Linked DNA regions of Homo sapiens: region 1 is linked to region 2. The links are chromatin loops, found by intact Hi-C in ENCODE. Cell type or tissue: HCT116. All regions are shown on one strand. Links, peaks and the distances in the headings refer to the core of each region. The heading gives the core; the rest is flanking DNA.

What was found. Peaks named below come from ENCODE experiments on the same cell type or tissue, not always from the same donor. Only the 100,000 strongest peaks of a DNase experiment are listed, where the experiment ranks them.
Region 1: it touches region 2 in a loop (10-fold over the local background); 5 of 110 quality-filtered maps call a loop at or near these places.

The regions. Positions count from the first base shown.
Region 1 is chr16:58,296,797-58,308,229 of GRCh38, reverse strand. No RefSeq gene overlaps it. Among named protein-coding and RNA genes, the nearest start is that of PRSS54, 7.5 kb to the right of the region's middle. In HCT116, for the core only: a CTCF peak has its summit at 8,283 (motif pointing left); a DNase peak (open chromatin) is centred at 8,289.
Region 2 is chr16:58,483,846-58,494,993 of GRCh38, reverse strand. It overlaps a transcript of NDRG4 not described here. Among named protein-coding and RNA genes, the nearest start is that of NDRG4, 11 kb to the left of the region's middle. RefSeq lists silencers at 1,975-2,269, 7,072-7,423 and an enhancer at 7,003-7,162. In HCT116, for the core only: CTCF peaks have their summits at 6,341 and 7,064 (motif pointing right); a DNase peak (open chromatin) is centred at 7,113.

The DNA.
Region 1 (11,433 bases), core at 3,434-11,433, 190 kb after region 2:
GCCCTCTAGCCTGGGCAGCAGAGGGAGACTCTCTCTCAAAAAAAAAAAAAAAAAAATTACACAAGCAAAGAATCATTCTGTCATGGGCTGGTTTCATACTTTTCTAGCCCTTATGTCAAATTTTGACACAGTGTAGTGTTTAGCAGAGATAAGTATGAAACTGCTTAATAAATGCAAACAAAAAATGCTGACAATTCTTAAGACATTCCTAATATTACTTTACCAATAATTTCAAAGCTTCAAGGTCATAGGCAGATTCAAAGATTTTCTGATTGGCAATTGGTTGAAAGAGTTATTATCTAAAGACCTGGAATCAATAGGAAGGAATGTCTGGGTTATAATAGGGGTTGTAGAGACCAAGGTTTTATGCAGATGAAGCCTCCAGATAGCAGGCTTCAGAAAGAATAGATTGTAAATGTTTCTTATCAGACTTAAAGAGTCTGTTCTATCAGTCTTAAGGTCTGTGTTGATATCAGTACTGGTCAGCTGGGTCTGAATTCCAAGACAGAAAGGTATAATGAGGCCTGTCTGACTCCCTCTTCCCATCATGGCCTGAGCTAGTTTTTCAGGTTAACTTTGGAATGCCCTGTCCATTCAGATGGTTAGCAAGCTTAGAATTTTATTTTTGGTTTACATCCTTTACACTTGCATATGGATAATGGTACAACAATGTTTACTACAGGATTATTTGTTAATATTTTAGAAATTGGCAACAATGCAAATGTCCATGGGCAGGGGAATGAATCAATAAATTGAGGTGTGTTTATGGGATAGAATACTTGACAGCAATGAAAATGAATGGACTAAATCTTGAAATAATGATGAAAGAGCAAGCAGTAGGCCGGGCATGGTGGCTCACAACTGTAATCCCAGCACTTTGGGAGGCCGGGGCAGGCGAATCACTTGAAGTCAGGAGTTTGAGACCAGCCTGGCCAACATGGTGAAACCCCATCTCAACTAAAAATACAAAAAATTAGCCAGGCGTGGTGGCAGGCACCTGTAATCCCAGCTACTTGGGAGGCTGAGGCAGGAAAATTGCTTGAACCTGGGAGGCAGAGGTTGCAGTGAGCCGATTTGCCACTGCACTGCAGCCTGGGTGACAGAATGAGACTTCATCTCAAAAAAGAAAAAAGAAAAAAAAAAGAGCAAGCAGCAGAATGATATGTATGGTGTGAGCCCATTTAAAAAACACACACAATGCAGCATGTTGTTTATGGATACATGTAATTTGTAGTAAAAGTGTAAAAACAGCAGTGTTGTTGTTGTAGTGATGACCTTGGGGAGGGAGAAGGGAAAAAGGCTGCCTGTCTCGGCCATGCTAGAGACTTCACCTTCACCAATAATGTCAATTTCTTTCTTTTTTTTTGAAACGTTAGAGGAATTTATTATATTATATTATTTATTAGAATCTCCTTTTTTGTCCTTTTATTTTTTCTCAGCTTTATTGAGGTATAATTGACAAATGAAAAGTGTGTATATTTGGCCAGGCATGGTAGCTCACGCTTATAATCTCAGCATTTTGGGAGGCCAAGGCACGTGGCTCACCTGAGGTCAGGAGTTTGAGACCAGCCTGGCCAACATGGAGAAACCTCGTCCCTACTAAAAATACAAAAATTAGCTGGGCATGGTGGTGCACTCCTGTAATCTCAGCTACTGGGGAGGCTGAGGCAGGAGAATCACTTGAACCAGGTAGGTGGAAGTTGCAGTGAGCCAGGAGATGGCGCCACTGTACTCCAGCCTGTTGACAGAGCAAGACTCAATCTCAAAAAAAAAAAAAAATTGTGTATATTTACAGTGCACAATGTGATCTTAAATATATGTATATGTTGTGAAATGATTATACCACAATTAAGTAAATTAACATATCCATGACCTCACATAGTTATCTTTGTGTGTGGTGAGAACATTCAATATCTCCTCTCAGTAATTTTCAATAACATAATACGTTATTATTAACTATAGCAACCATATTGTACAATAGATCTCCAGGTATTCATCCTACCTAACTCAAATTTTTGTACTCTTTGAGCAACATCTCCCCAGGTCCCCACCCCCAGCCCCTGGCAACCACCATTGTGTTCTCTGCTCCTGAGTTCGATTTTTTTAGATTCCACATATCAACAAGATCACTCAGCATTTGTCACTCTGTGTCTGGCTTATTTCATTTAGCATAATATCCTACAGATTCGTTCATGCAGTTGAAAATGAATTTTCTAAACCCATAGCCAACATTATACTTAATGGGAAAAATTGAGAGCATTACCTCTGAGAACTGGAACAAGACAAGGATGCACACTTTCACCACTTCTATTCAACACAGTACTGGAAGTTCTAGGCAGAGCAATCAGACAAGAGATGCTCTTTATTTCTTTAAAGGAGATATTTATTTCTTTATTTCTCTCCACTTTAAATCAGTAAAGTGGAAGTCAAACTGTCACTGTTTGCTGATCATATGATTATATACCTAGAAAACCCTAAAGACTCATTTAAAAAGCTCCTGGAACTAATAAATGAATTCAGTAAAGTTTCAGGTACAAAATTAATGTACACAAATTAGTAGCACTGCTTTACACCAACAATGACCAAGCCGAGAATCAAATTAAGGACTCAACCCCTTTTACAATAGCTATAATAGCTACAAAAAACTAAAATACTTAGGAATATACCTAACCAAGGAGGCAAAAGACCTCTACAAGGAAAACTACAAAACGCTGCTGAAAGAAATAATAGATGACACAAACAAATGGAAACATATCCCATACTCATGGATGGGTAGAATCAATACTGTGAAAATGACCAAACTGCCAAAAGCAATCTACAAATTTAATGCAATGCCCATGAGAATGCCACCATCATTCTTCGCAGAACAGAAAAAAACAATCCTAAAATTCATATGGAACCAAAAAAGAGCCCACATAGCCAAAGCAAGACTAAGCAAAAAGAACAAACCTGGAGGCATCACATTACCCAGCTTCAAACTATACTATCAGGCTATAGTCACCAAAACAGCATGGTACTGGTATAAAAATAGGCACACAGACCAATGGAACAGAATAAAGAACCCAGAAACAAAGCCAAATACTTACAGCCAACTGATCTTCAACAAAGCAAATGAAAACATAAAGTAGAGAAAGGACATCCTATTCAACAAATGGTGCTGGGATAATTGGCAAGCCACATGTAGAAGAATGAAACTGCATCCTCATCTTTCACCTTATACAAAAGTCAACTCAATATGGATCAAAGACTTAAATATAAGACCTGAAACCATAAAAATCCTAGAAGATAACATCAGAAAAACCCTTCTAGACATTGTATTAGGCAAAGACTTATTGATCAAGAATCCAAAGCAAATGCAACAAAAACAAAGTTAAATAGATGGGACTTAATTAAACTAAAAAGCTTCTGCACAACAAAATAATAATAATGATGATAATAATAATAATTAGCAGAGTAAACAGACAACCCACAGAGTGAGAGAAAATCTTTGCAAGCTATGCATCTGACAAAGGACTAATATCCAGAATCTACAAGGAACTCAAAGAAATCATCAAGAAAAAAACAAACAATCCCATCAAAAAGTAGGCTAAGAACATGAACAGACAATTCTCAAAAGAAGATATACAAACGACCAACAAACATATGAAAAAAAGCTCAACATCACTAATTATCGGGGAAATGCAAATCAAAACCCACAATGCAATACCACCTTACTCCTGCAAGAATAGCTGTAATAAAAAAATCAAAAATTAATAGATGTTGGTGCAAATGTGGTAAAAAGGGAACACTTTTACACCATTAGTTGGAATGTAAACTTTCCACTATGGAAAGCAGAGCGAAGATTCCTTAAAGAACTAAAAGTAGATCTACCATTTGATCCAGCAATGCCACTACTGAGTATCTACCCAGAGGAAAAGAAGTCATTATACAAAAGAGATACTTGCATATGCATGTTTATAGCAGCACAATTTAAAATTGCAAAAATATGGAACCAACCCAAAGTGGATAAAGAAAATGTTATATCTATCTATCTATATATAGATATAGATAATATATAAAATGTTATATATATACATACATACATATATATGTGTGTGTGTGCATATATATATATATATATATATATATATATATATATATATATATGAGTGGATAAAAAGGAAGGAAATAATGAGCATTCGCAGCAACCTGGATGGAATTGGAGACCATTATTCTAAGTGAAGTAACTCAGGAATGGAAAACCAAGCATCGTATGTTCTCACTTATAACTGGGAGCTGATCTATGTGGATGCAAAGGCATAAGAATGATACAGTGGACTTTGGGGACTCAGGGAAAAGGGGCAGTGAGGGATAAAAGACTACACATTGGGTACAGTGCATACTGTTCAGGTGATGGGTGCACCAAAATCTCAGAAATCACCACTAAAGAACATATCCATGTTTAAAAAAAAGAAAGAAAATGAATTTTCTTCTTTCTTAAGGCTGAATAGCATTCTATTGTGTGTATATGTACTACGGGTTTTTTTAAATCCATTTATCCATTGATGAACACTTAGGTTGCTTTCATATCTTGGCTATTGTGAATAATGCTGCAATGAACACAGGAGTGCAGATATCTCATTGACACAGTGATTTCATTTGTATACACACCCAGAAGTGGGATTACTAGATCATAGGGTAGTTCTATTTTTAATATTTTGAGGAACTTCCATATTCCTTCCCATAATGGGTTTTATATTCCCACCAATAGTGTACAAGATTTCCTTTTTTTCCACATCCTTGCCAACACTTGTTAGTTTTTGTCTTTTTGATAATAACAGGTGTGAGATGATTTATAGTTTTGATTTGCATTTCTCTGATGATTAGTGATGTTGAACATTTTTTCCATATACCTGTGGGCCATTTGTGTGTCTTCTTTTGAGAAATACCTATTTCAGGTTCTTTGTCAATTTTTTAATTGGGTGATTTATTTTCTTGTTATTGAGTTGTTTGAGTTTCTTATGTATTTTGGATATTAACCTCTTATCAGAATGTATGGTTTGAAAATATTTTTTCCCATTTCATAGTTGTCTCTTTACTCTGTTGGTATTTTATCTTTTTTTTTTTTTTTTTTTTGAGATGGAGTCTTCGCTCTTGTTGCTCAGGCTGGAGTGCAATGGTGCGATCTCGGCTCACCGCAACCTCTGCCTCCCAGGTTCAAGCTATTCGCCTGCCTCAGCCTCCCGAGTAGCTGGGATTACAGGCATGCGCCACCACGCCCGGCTAATTTTGTATTTTTAGTAGAGACAGGGTTTCTCCATGTTGGTCAGGCTGGTCTCAAACTCCCAACCTCAGGTGATCCGCCCACCTCGGCCTACCAAAGTGCTGGGATTACAGGTGTGAGCCACCGTGCCTGGCCCTGTTTTGTTTTCTTTCTTGTGAAAAACAAACAAACAAACAAATAAACAAAAACACTTTTTAGTTTGATGCAATCTCATTTGTCTATTTTGGCTTTTGTTGCCTGTGTTTTCAAGTCAAATCCAAAAAATCATCACCCAGGCCAATGTCAAGAAGCTTTTCCTCTATGTTTTTGTCTAATAGTTTTATAGTTTCAGGTCTTAAGTTTAAGTCTCTAATCCATTTTGAATTTATTTTTATGTGGCATGAGATAATGGCCTAATTTTATTCTTCTACATGTAGACATCCAATTTTCCCAAGACCATTTATTGAAAAGACTATTCTTTTCCTATTGCATGTTCTTGCCATCTTCGCTGAAGATAAATTGACCATAAATGTACAAATTTATTTCTGGGTGCTCTATTCTATTCTATTGGTCTATATGTCTATTTTATGGTACCATACATATATTTTGAAGTCAGATAGTATGACGTCTCCAGCTTTGTTCTTTTTGCTTAAGATTGCTTTGGCTATTCAGGGTCTTCTGTGGTTCCATACCAATTTTAGGATTTTTTTTCCATTTGTATGAAAAATGTCACTGGAGCTCTCTCCTGATGCCATGTAAGACATGCCTTGCTTCCCCTTGGCCCTCCACCATGATTGTAAGTTTCCTGAGGCATCCCCAGCCATGCAGAACTGTGAGTCAATTAAACCTCTTTTGTTTATATATTTAAAAAAAAAGAAAAGAAAAATGTCATTGGAATTTTGATAGGGATTGCATTTGATCTATAGATTACGTGGAACTTTTAACAATATTAATTCTTTCAATCCATGAATATGGGGTATCTTTCCATTCATTTGTGTCTTCTTCATTTTTTTCAGCAACATTTTATAGTTTTTAGCATACAGATCATTCACCTCCTTAGTTAAATTTATTCCTAAGTAATTTTTATGCTATTATACATGGGATTGTTTTCTTGATTTCTTTTTTAGATAGTTTATTCTTAGTGGACAGAAATGCTACTGGTTTTTGTATGTTGATTTTGTATCCTGCCACTCTACTGAATTTGTTTATTAGTCCTAACAGGTTTTTTTTGTTTTCTCCTTTCCTGAGGCTCAAACCTAACATTTTTTTGGTAGAATATTTAGGGTTTTCTATATATATAAAGTCATGTCATCTGCCAACAAAGACAACTTTACTTCTTTCTTTCTGATCTGGATGCTTTTTATTTCTTTTTCTTGCCTAGTTGTTCTGGCTAGGACCTCCAGTACTATTAATATATTTAATTGAAACGGTAAAAGTGGGCATCCTTGTCTTGTTCCTGATCCTAGAGGAAAAGCTTTCAGCTTTTCACTGTTGAGTATGATATTAGTTGTGGGCTTGATAATAATATTATCTCATAATATGACTTTTATTATATTGAGCTATATTCCTTCTATACTTAATTTGTTGTGAGTTTTTTTAATCATGAAAGGGTGTTGAATTTTATTAAATGCTTTTCTCCATGTATCGAGATGATAACAATTTCTATGCTTCATTCTGTTAATGTGGTATATCAGATTTATAGACTTGTGGTTGATGAACCATCCTTGCATTCCAGAGGTAAATCCTACTAGATGATGGTGAATGAAAGAAACCTGTGCTGTTCTCCTTGGAGAGGAAGAGGAACATGATGGGGAAGGGCCAACAAGGGGCTTCATATATACTCCGTGGTGATGTTCTAACATAATTCATAAACTGGGTTGCAGGTACCTCAGAATGTTGTTGCTTTTGTGTTTATGCTGTTATTGATATACATTAAATGTATTCTTTTGTATATACAAAATGTTCCACAATGTGTTTTTATAAAAACTCTATGAACATTAACCATGATGAAACACAAGTCTACTCTAACAAATAATTGTTTTCCAATGACTGCTGCTCTTTTTATTGTTGAAAAGACCTTACTGGCACTAGTCATTGATCAGACTTGGAATTAAAATGTTTAGGCATGAAAGATACTCCAAGCACAAGACCCGTGGATCAGTAAGGGTTTTTTTGGTCAGAAGCAACACAAACTGTCTCTGACTAGCATGCAGAAAAGAAATGTGCTGGTGGGATTTGAGATAGAACATAGAAGCTCCAACTCTCAGGGAGGACAGGACAGGGAAGAGCTCCTGATGTGGCAGTGGAGCCAAAGAACCTGCTGTTGGCCTAGCGTGGCAGCTCCAGCTGTTACACTCTTTTTGTCCCTTGGCTCAAGACTCAAATTCCAGAGATGAGGGAATCTGGTAGGGTTGGTTGCAGGTTTACCCTGGGCCTGTGGGACTATCAGCTCTGCATGGCATTATAGCCCCAACTCACAAAAATGAGGGGAAGGTTAAAAGAGGTTCAGTGAAGTGTAAAAACAGTGATGAAAAACAGAAGTGTAAATACTGTAACTCAGAAAAAGAGTGGCTGAGACTCTAATGTGAATCACTTTCACTGGGACATATGAATCTGAGAGTAGGATGAGTTCAAGCAAGCAGCCAAAAATTTGAGTGAATAAAGCCAAACAATAGAAACCAAAAATCCAAAAGTACAAACAGGAAGCACGATGACTACCTGGAAATTATGTTTTGCTCGACTGGGCATCCATTAGTCCAGCTTTGAGTGTGTACTATGTTGTGAGGCTCAGCCCCTTCAGCTTTGAGCATCACTGCAGACTAGGTGATCTGAGATGACCTCTCACTGCAAAACAGTGCAGAGGACACACCCTTTGAGTTATCCTTGCTCCCACTAACTTTAGGAGAAGATTCCAAGAAAAATGAGCTGCTAACCTCTGGGAGAGGAGGGGTTGCCTTAGGGGCAGCAGCACAGCTGTTAAAACACTTTACCAGCAGAGAGGGTAGGAAGCCAAGCCACAGTCCCTGGTTAGTGGCGCCCTCTGGTGACCAGTAGAGGCAGAAGCAACTTCTGTCTGGAAGAAAGTGTATCCAAGTTAGAGCCCTATATTAGGAACAAAAAATGAATTCACAATTATTAGGAAGGCACACAGGAAATGCAAGCCACATTGTGTGAGAGTAGATGAAACTAAAAACATTTGGAATCCCCCTCTCCCCCAAATAGCAGATCTTGGAACTGTCGAATACCAAATATAGAGCAGATATATATGAAATGGTTGCAGAAATAATGGATGTAATGACACAGATGAGCTCCTGACAAGATGCAACCAGAAACAAACAGGGAGATTTAAAAACATGTCTTCTAGAAATAAAAAAAATTGAATGTTGAATTTTTAAAAACCTCCAGAGGATGGTTGAACAGAAAATTAGACAAAGATGAAGAGAGAATTAATAAACTGGAAGATATGTCTACAGTAATCACCCAAAATGCAACACAAAGTGATAAAAAATTAAAATATGAAGGCTTTGATGAGATATATGAAGGATGGAATGAGAAAGTCTAACATATATCTATTTGAAATCCCAAAAGTAAAGAATAGAGAGCCTGAAGAAGAGGCAATATTTGCAAAGATAATGGCTGAGATTGTTTCAGAACTTATGAAAAAATATAAATACACAAAGCTAGAAAGCATAATATATCCTACAATAATAAACTAAAAATAAATTAATGCTTAAAGTATCATAGTAAAACCATAGTACACCAAAAATGAAAGAAGTTCTTAACAGGGGCCAGAGGAAAAGGACAGAGCACCCATAATGGAAAAACAATTGGATTTCAGGGAGACCTTAAACAATGGTACTCAGAAGACAGAGAAAAAGCACCTCCAGAGAACTGAGAGAAAATAACTCTTAACCTAGAGTTGTATACCCACAAAACCATTTTTCAGAAAGGGATACAAAAAAATACATTTTTACATTAGGAAAAACAAAAACATTTGTCATCAAGAAGCTTGTACTAAAATTTCTAAAGACTATTCATGGAAGAGATACTCAAATCTAAATAATTATTATCTGAATAAAATGATAAAGTATAATGTATGGAACTAAAATATGGAACGAGAGCATGAGCAGAAGTTTAAAGTATTTTAAGCTTGTCGTATTATCATGAAAGAGTTAAGATAGTAATTAATGTTAGAGGTGATTAAGTTAAATGTGCATTTCGAATGTTCATTGCAGCACTATTCACAGTAGCAAAGACATGGAATCAACCTAAATTCCCATCAATGATAGATTGGATTTTAAAAATGTGGTACATATATACCATGGAATATACACAATGGAATACCATGCAACCATAAAAAAGAATGATACCATGTCTTTTGCAGAAACAAACGGATGGAGCTGGAGGCCATTATCCTTAGCAAACCAATGCAGGAACAGAAAATCAAATACCGCATGTTCTCACTTATAAGTGGGAGCTAAATGGTGAGAATACATGGACACCAAGAGGGGGGCAACAGACACTGGGGCCTTCTTGAGGGTGAGAGGTGGGAGGAGGAAGAGGAGCAGAAAAAATAAATCAATAATCCCAATAAACATAAGAGGAGTATGCGTATCAATTAAAAAGACAGAGGCCCAGCACGGTGGCTCACACCTATAATCCCAGCACTGTGGGAGCCTGAAGCAGGTGGATCGCTTGAGCTCAAGAGTTCAAGACCAGCCTGGGCAAAACCCTGTCTCTACAAAAAAAAAAAAAAAAAATTATCCAGGAGGATCACTTGAGCCCAGGACGTTGAGGTTGCAGTGAGCCGAGATCGCATCATTGTACTCCATTTTATAAAACTGTTGTGACCAGAGGCTTTCAGGAACCTACTCTTGTTATTTCCCCAAGGAACAAAAGTTCAGTACTCATTAATTCAGTGTTTGTCAGGACTTTATAAAACATAGCTACAGCGAATAATGAGAATCAACCATAGTTCAATTTACCAAGAATAGTTGACAATTCTAAACTTGTGTATCTGGGTGAAAATGGCTTCAAAACACATAAAGCAAAAATTGCTATAACTATAGGGAGAAATGGGCAAATACACTAGTATAATAGGAGGCACCTTTCTGAATGATCGATAGGTCAAGCAGACAAAAAATCAGGAATAATTCAGAAAATTTGAATAGCACAGTCAACAAGTTGGAGGATAATTGACAGATACTGACAGTACATTTTCCTCAAGCAAACATGGTACAGGTACAACAATTCTTATCACATATTAGGCCACAAAGCACGTCTCAGAGATTTTGAAGATTTGTATTACACAGATCACATTCTCCAACCAACTGGGTTAGAAGTCTGTATCAAAAAGGTAAATAAAACTAGTCATATGTTTGGGAAATTTAAGAACACATTTGTAAGTAGCTCAAGAGTCAAACAATAATCACAATGGAAATGTAAAAATAGAACTGAATGATAAGGAAATCACAAGGTATCAAAAGTTAAGAGCTACAGAGAAATGGTACTTAGGGGAAATACAGTGCCTTAAAGACTTATATTAGAAAGGAGGGCTAAAGTTAACACACTAAATGCCAGCTAAAAATTTTAGAAAATAGGCCGGGCATGGTGGCTCCTGCCTATAATCCCAGCACTTTGGGAGGTCGAGGTGGGTGGATCACGAGGTCAAGAGTTCGAAACCAGTCTGATCAACATGGTGAAACCCTGTCTCTACTAAAAATACAAAAATTAGCCAGGAGGCTGAGGCGGGAGAATTGCTTAAATCTGGGAGGTGGAGGTTGCAGTCAGCCGAGATCATGCCACTGCACTCTAGCCTGGGCAACAGAGCGACACTCTGTCTAAAAAAAAAAAAAATTAGGAAAATAACACAAACTCAAAGAAGGTAGAAGAAAACAGACAATAAAAGATAAGGGCAGAAAATAATAAACTAGAAAACTAAGTACAAAGAGAAGTTCAACAAAGAAATTTATACTTTGATATGTGCTGGAGTCACATTGGAGACTTGTGACAAATGATGCTGGCATAACTAAGTATCCACACCATGCACAAAAAATGAATCCATACAGTTGAGGACTTACATGTGAAAAACAAGACTTCAAGGGTTTGAGAAGAAGATAGAGTAGACTAGATCTCTGATGCTGAGCTACGGAAGAATTTCTTAAACAAGACACAAAGAGTCCTAACTGAAT
Region 2 (11,148 bases), core at 3,149-11,148:
TGCAGCCAAGAGGAAGGCATCGGAGCTCTCCTAGGGGAAGGCAAACAGAGGGGGTGGCAAGTTAGGCCCTGGCTGGTCTGGGGAGCCCGTGGGGCCTTAGCAGACTCAATTTCTGTCCCCTAGTCTGTCTTTTCTCTTTTCTTTTCTTTTTTTTTTTTTTTAGAGACAGGGTCTCACTCTATCACCCAGGCTGGAGTGCAGTGGTGCAATCACAGCTCACTGTATCCTCCAACTCCTGGGTTCAAATGATCCTCCTGTCTTGGCCTCCTAAAGCGCTGGGATTACAGGCATGAAACACCGCACCCAGCCCACCAGTCTGTCTCAATGTTAACAAAAGTGACCAAGGGCTCACCGAAGTGCCAGGCATTGGCTACCAAGTACTTGGTGGAGGAGCGTGTGAGCGTCCTCATTAAGGAGGTGTGGATTCCATCTTACAGGCCACAAGGGTGAGGCTCAGAGAGGCTGTCACAGGGCTAGAAAGTGCTGGAATGTCCCACTGCAAATCCTTGCTGTTGGTCACTTTGCCCTTCTGCTCCCATAGATGTTTTTCATGGTCTGACCATCAGGCCACAAGGGTGGAAGGAAGGGAGGGAAGGGGGGAGGTGGGCGTGACTAACATGCCCACTTGTAGGGATGGGGAAGCTGAGGCCCACACAGTGAGGGGGAAAGAGGGACCTTTTCCAATCCACACAAAGTTACAGTGGCAGCTGCTCCCACCTCTCCAGACCTGGTCGCTTTGTGCCTCAGATCACTGGAGCTTACTTCACAGTGAACCGTTTGAGTCTGGCTAGTGCGTGTTCTACCCACCGGACCGCGGGCACCACGAGGGCGGGACCACATCTAGCTGTGCTCTCAGTATGATGCTGGCATGGAAGGGGCTCCCCAGACACAAACAGATCTGGATGAACAATCAGGCTTCACCGATGAGGGGAGAGAGGCTCAAAATGCACCCACAGGTTACGAGGCTGCACAGATGGCTGGGGAGGAGCGGGGGCTGGAACCCCGCGTCTGAGTTGCCAGGCTCTCCCTGAGGCCGAGGGGCCCACAGACACTCTGCGGGGGCCTGGCTCTGGCTGTGCGACTCACCCACTCTGGGTCCCCGTCTCCCCATCTGTACAACAAGACAGCTGGCCAGCTCAGACTCGGGCCACTTTCAGGCCTGGTGAGGGAAACTAATCAGGGACCAGCACACGTCCAGGTAAAGGAGAACTCACAGGTTCTGCCTTGCCTTCCCCTGCGTCTGCCTAGAAACCTCTCTGCCCCGCTCTGCGAGGCTGTGAACTCCCGGGCAGCTCACTCAGCCTCCGAGCCTCAGTGTTGTGAGGATTAGAGGAGAAGCTCAGTGTTGCCCATCGTTCTGCCCTTTGTATCCCAGCACTGGACTGTGCCTGCTACAGATCCTCCTAAGGAATAAATACATGGATTGGCCAGGCATGGTGGCTCATGCCTGTAATCCCAGCACTTTGGGAAGCTGAGGCGGGCAGATCACCTGAGGCCAGGAGTTCGAGACCAGCCTGGCCAACGTGTCAAAACCGTGTCTCTACTAAAAATACAAAAATTAGCTGGGTGTGGTGGCACATGCCTGTAATCCCAGCTGCTAGGGAGGCTGAGGCAGGAGAATCACTTGAACCTGGGAGGCAGAGGTTGCAGTGAGCTGAGACTGCACTACTGCACTCCAGCTTGCGTGATAGAGTGAGACTCTGTCTCAAAAACAAACAAACAAACAAAAACAAACCACGGATGACTGAGACAGTCACATGAGAAATAGGGTGCCACAGGAGGATGAGGGAAGCAGTCAGCTAGGTAAGTACAAGGAGGAAAATGACCCCAAATCACAGGAGTGGAAAGCAGAAGAATGAAACCAGTATTTCTGCCATTTTTCCCAAAATAAGGAAGAGTTCAGCCACCTGCATTCCAGCAGGCCAGGTGGTGGAGAAAAATCAGAGGGCACTAGGGGTTCCCATGCCCAAAGGGGAAAGCCAGGCTTTGGGCTGCCTGCGACTGTCACATAGAGAATGGCCACACCCACTTGGGCTTCTTCTGCAGATTCGTTCCAGGCCTGTGGTGGCTCTGCAGGGAGGAGGGAAGGAGAGGAGGGAAAGGATGGGGCTGGAGGGGGAGGACAAGGGCCTGGGGCTGATCATGAATCTCTCACTCAAAGACCTTGCACAAGCGGGCTGAGGAGAAGGAAGGGGAGATGTCTATACTCGGGACCTTAAGAGGGCAATTATCTCAGAGAAGGACAGAGGCGGCAGTTTTGTTACAAGCAAAAGCTAACAAAAAAGAAGGCCGGGCGTGGTCACTCACACCTGCAATTCCTGCACTTTGGAAGGCCGAGGCAAGAGGATCACTTGAGCCCAGGAGGTCCAGGCTGCAGTGAGCTAAGATTGTGGCACTACACTCCAGACTGGGTGACAGGGCGAGACTGTCTGTCTGTCTCTCACACACACACACACACACACACACACACACACACACACACACACACACACACACACACACACGGTGGAGCAGATAATGGCAGGGTGTGCTGTATGCTCTCTGGGTCTGGGGGCCCCAGGAGATGAAGGGTGTGGGAGGGGAAGGACTCAAAAGCCAAGAAAATGCAGGAAGAATAGAAGCCCATGCAGAGGCCCCTGAAGTCCCGTGGGAACAGGGTGAGCACGAGGAGGAGAACAGGTGGCAGTGCGGGCCCAGCTGAGGGAGGCAGAGGAGTGGTGTGTGGGAGGCAGGATGGGGACATAGGAGCAGAGGAACCCAGACAGGCCAGGCACTGGAGTCTCCAAAGGCAAAAGCCAGGCTCCAGCAGTGGGCGGGCAGGCTGTGAGTAGATGTGTGGAAATCCTCACTTCCCACTGGACTGAAAGAATTTGCACCTGGCAAATGGCAGAACATTTAAAAAGTGAACAGGGTGCCAGGTGAAGTGGCTCACGATTGTAATCCCAGCTACTTGGGAGGCTGAGGTGGGAGAAATGCCTGAGGCCAGGAGTTCGAGACCAGCCTGGGCAACATAGAAAGATCCCATGTCTCTACAAAATAGAAAAATGAGACAGGCATGGTGGTGCATGCCTGTAGTCCCAGCTACTCAGGAGGCTGAAGTAGGAGGATCACTTGAGCCCTCTCTAACCTCCCTGAAGGAGGAGGCTGTTATGGTCACACCCCTTGCACTCTAGCCTGGGTGCCAGAGCCAGACTTATCTCTAAACAAAAAATAAATAAAAAGTGAAAAGGATGGGGCTGGGCACAGTGGATCATGCCTGTAATCCCAGCACTTTGGGAGGCCAAGGCGAGCCAATCACCTGAGGTTGGGAGTTTGAGGCCAGCCTGACCAACATGGAGAAACTCCATCTCTACTAAAAATACAAAATTAGCCGGGTGTGGTGGCTCATGCCTGTAATCCCAGCTACTTGGGAGGCTGAGGCAGGAGAATCACTTGAATTGGGGAGGCGGAGGTTGTGGTGAGCTGAGATCGCGCCATTGCATTCCAGCCTGGGCAACAAAAGCAAAACTCTGTCTTAAATAAAATGAAAAAAAAAAAAGTGAAAAGGATGGATGCTTTCAGCACTGCAGCTGGAAAAGGAGAATCGTCTGTGAGCGCCACAGCCTGAGAGAGCCAGACTAGCTCTTGAAGACAGAGAGAGGGGGTAGGACTGCATGGGGTGCCACGCTGCAGCATCCAGGAGGCTGTGTCGGGTGTGGGGTGGGGCTTTATTTATTTAGAGACAGAGTCTTACTCTGTCTCCCAGGCTGGAGTGCACTGGTGAGATCTGGGCTCACTGCCACCTCCACCTCCCGGGTTGAAGTGATTCTCCTGCCTCAGCCTCCCGAGTAGCTGGGATTATAGGAGCTCACCACCACATCTGGCTAATTTTGTATTTTTAGTAGAGACAGGGTTTCACCATGTTGGTCAGGCTGGTCTCGAACTCCTGACCTCAAGTGATCCGCTCGCCTCGGCCTCCCAAAGTGCTGGGATTATAGGTGTGAGCCACCATGCCCGGCCGGCTTTTATTTTGTTTTTGAGACAGAGCCTCGCTCTGTCGCCCAGGCTGGAGTGTAGTGGTGTAATCTTGGCTCACTGCAACCTCCACCTCCCAGGTTCAAGTGATTCTCCTGCTTCAGCCTCCCGAATAGCTGGGAGTACAGGCATGCGCCACCATGCCCAGCTAATTTTTATAATTTTAGTAGAGATGGGGTTTCGCCATGTTGGCCAGGCTGGTCTTGAACTCCGGATCTCAGGTGACCCGCCCACCTTGGGCTCCCAAAGTGCTGGGATTACAGGCGTGAGCCAACATGTCTGGCGGGAATGGGGCTTTTGAGGTGCCTTTGGAAAAAGCAGATGTGCCCAGGCCCACAGCATGGGGCCTGTGCTGACTCATGAAAGAGGGAAGAAGCCTCCACAGGATCTGAAACGGAGACCCTCATGCAGGGGTGAGGATGTTATAGTGGCAAACTCTGGTCCTCGTGATGGGTAGATAGAGACACCACCTGCAGTAGGGCCAGGGTGCCCAGAGGGCATGAGGAGGCAGGAGTGTGCCCACTGAGTCAGGGAGGGAGGGGCAGTGAGGGCTGGGCCAGGGTAGGCAGAGAAGGGTGCCCAGCTGAGGTGGGCAGTGGAAGAGACAGGCATGGAAGTTACCAGGCCAAGATGCCCTAGTTCTCCCCATTGTACTGGGGGGCCCTGCTGGACCACAGAGGCACACTCCATACCAGCAGGCAGCACCTCCGTGCGGCTGTCCCGCAACCTGCACACTTCAGCACTTGCGATGGGATGCAGGGGTCCCCAAGGGCCACCATCTGCCCTATCAAAACCTCACAGGAGAACTCTGCTTTCATGCCTCAAAAGACAGGCTGGTAGGCAGGCACAGAGGCTCAGGCCTGTAATCCCAGCACTTAGGAAGGCTGAGGTAGGAGGATCACTTGCACCCAGAAGTTCAAGACCAGTCTGGGCAACAGAGCAAGACTGATCTCTACAAAATGGAAAAATTAGCCAGTTGTGGTGGCACATGCCTAAGATCCTCGCTACTCGGGAGGCTGAGGCAGGAGGATCACTTGAGCCCAGGAAGTTGAGGCTGCAGTGGGCTATGATGGCACTACTGCACTCCAGCCTGGGTGACAGAGTGAGACCCTGCTTCAGAAGAAAAGAAAAAAAAAGAAAGAAAGAAGGAAAAGACAGAAAGAAAGACACAGGCAGGAGTGGGGAGTAGGGGGGCACTTTTTAGAAAGTTCTGAGAAACTTCTTCCTTCTGAGCTGTATCACCATCTGTGGCTTCCACCCAGCCCATGTTTTTACTGAGAGCTATGTGTGCTGTGTGAGGCACTGGGGAGACCTGGGGGTGCAAAACAGAACAGATCTCTGTCCTGGGAACCTGCGGGGCGGGGCAGACACAAACCAGGCTAAGTGACACGGCCAGGGCCAGAGCATGTTGGGGTTTCAATATTAGACCCAGGGGTTAGAGAGGGACTCTCTGAGGAGGGAGCATTTGAGCAGAGGCCTGAATAAAACAAGGAGTGGAGCCAGCCCTGCAAATTTCTGGGCTAGTGTATCCCAAGCAGATGTACTAGGAATATGATGGGCATGTTCAAGGAGGCTAGAGAGAAGTAAGCTGGGAACAGGCGGGGGAGCTGGTGCAGATTGCATCCTGGGTCCCATGTCTGACTGAGATGGCTCGTTAAGCAGAGAAGTGACATGGCTTATTTTTTATTTATTTATGTTTTGAGACAGTCTTGCTCTGTTGCCCAGGCTGGAGTGCGGCGGTGCAGTCTTGGGGTTGAACCTCCCGGGTTCAAGCGATTCTGCCTCCTGAGTAGCTGGGATTACAGGCGCCCACTACCACGCCCGGGCTAATTTTTGTATTTTTAGTAGAGACAGGGTTTCACCATGTTGGCCAGGCTGGTCTCAAACTGCTGACCTCAGGTGATCTGCCCACCTCGGCCTCCCAAAGTGCTGGGATTATAGGTGTGAGCCACCATGCCCAGCTCATGGCTTATTTTAAAAGGGTACAGAGCGAAGGCAGAAGCAAAAAGACCAGCAAGGAGGCTTCTGCAAGCATCCTGGGGTAGCAGCTGATGGAGGCTCAGACCAGGGAGCAAGTAAACTTAGAATAAAGGGCTTGAAAAATGTGCAGTCACCACCCCACCAGGGCAGCTTATCCGTGGCTGCCCTCGGATAAGCCAGGCCTTATCAGTTAACTCAAGGTTCTGTCTGGAAGATAACACTGTACTCTTCCTGGGGGCAGGACTGCAACCTCATGTGGTTGGATCCCTGGATCCCTGGCTGGCTGCACAGTTCCAATCCTGGCTGCTCAGTAGCTCCTGGGCTCCCCTCCTGGTGATGGGAGGCTGGGGAGGCAGGGCAGGGCAGACTACAGTGCCCTGCAGATTTGAGGGGCTGGGCTCCTGGCCTCCCCATCTGTAAAAGAAGGGGGTCCGGGCAGCATAACTTGCAGGGACCCCAGCCCTGATGCCTCAGAATCCAACAAGCAGGGAACCCACACTTTTTGAAAGTGGTTTGTGTCACAGTCACCAGTATGACGGCACTGGGAGGGAGGGAAAGGGAAGGTGGACAGGGTGTTGTCACAACAAAAAAGGGTGGCATGAAAGTCACTCTGGCCTCTAATGCCTTGTCCCTTGACGGAGGGGTCTTTGGGACAAAATCATAACCTGTGATGCCTCTGTCCCACTGCCCCGGGTGGCACTGTTGGTTAGACTTGCCCAGGTGCCGCAGAGGCTTGGGAGGCAGATAAGGAAAAGAGCGCACAGACGGAGGAGCAGCATGCCCTGCTGGAGCCAGCACTTGGGGCTCCTGGGCTGTCCAGAAACAGGGGTTGATATGGCCTCATTCCCCACTAGCTGTGTGACCTTGGCCAACTGGGTTCACCTCTCTGTGCCTCGGTTTTCTCGTCATTAAAGCCGGGATAACTCTCCTGTGGCGCCTTTAGCCTCAAAGACGGCTGAAGCCACCGTGAGGCTGGCTGGGTCTGGGTGGCACTCAGGCCTGCCGGAACTCCCCCCACAGGCAGGGACAGGGCTTCTCGGTGTGGCTGGCCCTAGGGAGGGTCGGCTGCAGGAAAGGCACGCGGTCTCCCTCTTGGCCACGAGGTGGCGCGCTCGGCCCTAAGACCTCAAAGGCGCGACTCCAACTCACCAGCTCGGTGGCGTCCTGGCCCCGGAGCAGCGGCTTCTCCTCAGGGAATCGCAGCTCCTGCAGCCCGGCCATGGTCACGTCGTGGAGCAGGAGGCCTAGGGAGGGAGGGCGAGGTTGAGGCCTGCTGCGGCGGGGACGCCCGGGCGGAGAAGGACAGCGCAAGTCGGGGCTGGGGCGGGAGCGCGGAAACCAGATGCACTGTCCCCCTGGCCCCCAAGCGCAGCCCACTCAGGCACTTAGGGCCCCCAGGCCTCCGTCTGCAAGACCCGCCTGTCTGGCTTGGGGGATACCATTATAGTATTTGTTTTTCCGTTTTTCTTTTTTTTTTTTTTACACGGAGTCTCACTCTGTCACCCAGGCTGGAGTGCAGTGGCGTAATCTTGGCTCGCTGCAACCTTCGCCTCCTGAGTTCAAGTGATTCTCCTTCCTCAGCCTCCCAAGTAGCTGGGATTACAGGTGCACACCACCACCTTGCTAATTTTTGTGTTTTTTAGTAAAGACGGGGTTTCACCATGGTGGTCAGCCTGGTCTCAAACTCCTGACCTCAAGTGATCCACCCGTCTTGGTCTCCCAAAGTGTTGAGATTTCAGGTGTGAGCCACCATGCCCAGCCTATTATTTGCTCTTAAAAATTAAAACGTTTCCAAATAAAACAGAAAAGCAACGTCATGATTCCTAAAACAATTACATGCAACATTCTGCCTTTATTGAGAAACAGAAGGGCACGTGCAGGGAGGCCAAACACAGGGTCAGACGCAGACAGAAGTCCCCTGCCGAGGGCCTCTGGTGTCTGAAGGGGACAGTGGGGTTCTGGAGGATAGAGAGACTGGAGAGGAACAGAGCTGAGAGCTCCCCAGAGGGCTCCCAGGACAAGCCTCTGTGAAGATGGGCCAGGGAGGGGTGGGTGGGAGTAGAGGCCCTGGTGGTGTGGCAGGCCGAGTGATGTTGAAAGAGGGGGTGCAGGTCTCAGTTCAGGCCACCAACAGGGAGGGGTGATACACAGGGGCTGCTCAGCTGCCAGAGGGTGGGCCCGGGCCCTAATTGCTGGGAAACCCCAGGGGTTTCTGAACCTCAGAGGAAGAATGGGTCATACATGCAGGCGTGTGTGTGTGTGTGTGTGTGTGTGTGTGTGTGTGTGTGTGTGTGTGTGTAGGAGCCAGTGGTGAGGGAAGGAAGACAGAGGGTCCCAGGACCCCACAATTCCTCTAGGAATGGCACCACCATCCCTCAACTTCAGGATGGCAGAGGTCAGAATGCACCAAGAGAAAAACTAGCCAAGGACATAATCTAGAAATTCATAAAAGAATTTAAATTGGCCAGTACATACATGGAAAAATATTCAAGCTCACTAGAAGTCAAAGAAATTTAAATTAAGATACTTTTTTTTTTTTTGGCCAGGCACAGTGGCTCATGCCTATAATCCCAGCATTTTGAGAGGCTGAGGCCGGAGGAGTGCTTGAGCCCAGAGGTTCAGGACCAACCTGGACAACATAGCAAGGCCCCATCTCTACGAAAAAAATAAAGTAGCTGGGTGTGGTGGTGAGAGCCTGTGGTCCCAGCTACTCAGGAGGCTGAGGTGGGAGGATCACTTGAGACCAGGAGTTCAAGGCTACAGGGAGCTATGATTGCACCACTGCACTCCAGCCTGAGTGACAGAGCAAGACCGTGTCTCAAATGAATGAATGAATGGATAGCTCTTTCTTTTTTTGCCAATGGCATTGGCAAAGTTTACACCGCTAGCGAAGGTGCACTGAAACAGGCACCTTCTTATATGGCTTGTAAGTATATAAATGGACATATCTTTCTGGAGGGCAGTTTTACAAATGAATTAAAACTATTTAAAAGGTTCATACTCTCAGACTCAGCAATCCTCTCCCGTGGAGAAATTGCCTAAGGAAACCAGAGATGGCAACAAATAATTTATCTATAAGAATTCTTACCACAGTGCCATTTATAACACAGAAAAAAATTGGAAGAAAATGTCCATCAATAGGGTACAAGATAAACTGTGTGTCAATAATAAAATATTATTTAATATAATGGGAAAATTCCTGTTACAATAAATGAAAAAGCAGGCCTGGGTCCCTGTGCACGTGCCATGCTGGAGTCCCGGCTCCCAGTGGTTTCCGAGGAAACCAGCTAACACAATGCAGATGGGCTGTATTTTTAGAAAGGCATCCTCAAGGCTCTCCCGCTCCCATTTCCATCCTTTCAGATGTGTGCACACTCACCCATCCATCCAGGGTGTGGGGGCTGGGAGAGCTGAAAGAGGGGTCCCCTCCTTGGAAAACTCTTCCGCATCAGGACATTTTAGCCACCTGCCTTCCTGAACACCCATCTCAATTAAACCCCTTAGTAGCCCTGGGGTATCCCTGTAGCCCCCCTCCCCCGGCCTGTTATGAAACCACCCTGGACACCATCCTCCCCAAGGCCCATGCTATTAAAAGGGCTGAGAGTGGGCAGTGCAGGGACAGATGGCCTGTGACGGAGGTGGTGGCGGGGAAGGGGGCAGAGAGAGACCTCATCATCCAGAGAACCGGGAATGTCTCAGCCCATGAAAAACAGACAGTCCAGGGCTTGGCTGGAGTTGTGGGGCTCCACAAGAAAGACGCCAGAGCAGACATTTCCACAGCACGGTGGCAGAGAAGTTTCTTCTAAAGAAAGTTATGGGCCGGGCGTGGTGGCTCATGCCTGTAATCTCAGCACTTTGGGAGGCCAAGGCAGGTGGATCACGAGGTCAGGAGTTAAGAGACCAGTCTGGCTAACCTGGTGAAACCCCGTCTCTACTAAAAATACAAAAAAATTAGCTGGGCATGGTGGTGGGTGCCTGTAGTCCCAGCTACTCGGGAGGCTGAGGCAGGAGAATGGCGTGAACCTGGGAGGCAGAGCTTGCAGTGAGCCGAGATTGCGCCACTGTACTCCAGCCTGGGGACAAAGCGAGACTCCATCAAAAAAAAAAAAAAAAAAAGTAAGTTATGATTTTTTTTAAGAAGCTGTGTGATAAGTTATAAGAAAATGAGAGTCCTACTAATGAAGCCTGGCTAAGGTCTCCAAGGAGTTAAGTAGCACAGAGGTGGGCGAACGCCAGGGTCTATGAAGTGGCCAGCAATGGCTCTTTCCCTTCCATCATGCTTTTCCACTTCTTGATCTCTTATTCCCTAAAGGGACAGGAGCCGCCCTGCCCAGCTCCTGGTGCAGACAAGAGCTCTCCCAGGAGACGCGTGTGCAGGGACCTGGGCCTGGGCAGACAGAAGCTGTACACACCAAATGGGCCTGGGATAAATCCAAATGCTTCTACTTCTCAGGGGTAAGGCCTGGAGCCACTGCAACCAGGCTGGCATTTCTCCTCTATCATTCAACAGCTTGCTTTATTTTGAGCAAATCACTCAAAGCCTCACTTATTTGCAATATGAGAGCATGTTGCCCACCTCAGAGAAGTCTGAGGTACAATAGAAACAATAAATATATAAATTTTTTTTTAGACGGATTCTTACTCTGTCGCCCAGGCTGGAGTGCAGTGGCGCGATCTCAGCTCACTGCAGCCTCTGCCTCCTGGGTTCAAGTGATTCTCCTGCTTCATCCTCCCAAGTAGTTGGGATTACAGGCACCTGCCACCACGCCTGGCTAATTTTTTTTGTATTTTTAGTAGAAATGAGGTTTTACCATGTTGGTCAGGTTGGTCTTGAACTCTTGACCTCAGGTGATCCACCTGCCTTAGCCTCCCAAAGTGTAAAAATGACCTTTTTTGTTTGTTCAGAGACAGGGTCTTGGTCAAAACAAACCCTGGCTCTGCTCTAAGCAAACTCTAGGCTGGAGTGCAGTGGCACAATCATGGCTCACAGCAGCCTCGAACTCCTGGACTCAAGTGATCCTCCCACCTCAGCCTCCCAAGTAGCTGGGACCACAGGTGTGTGCCACCAGAGCCCGACTATTTTTTCTTTTCATTTTTTGTAGAGATGGGGTCTTACTATGTTGGCCAGGCTGGTCGCAAACTCCTGGGCTCAAG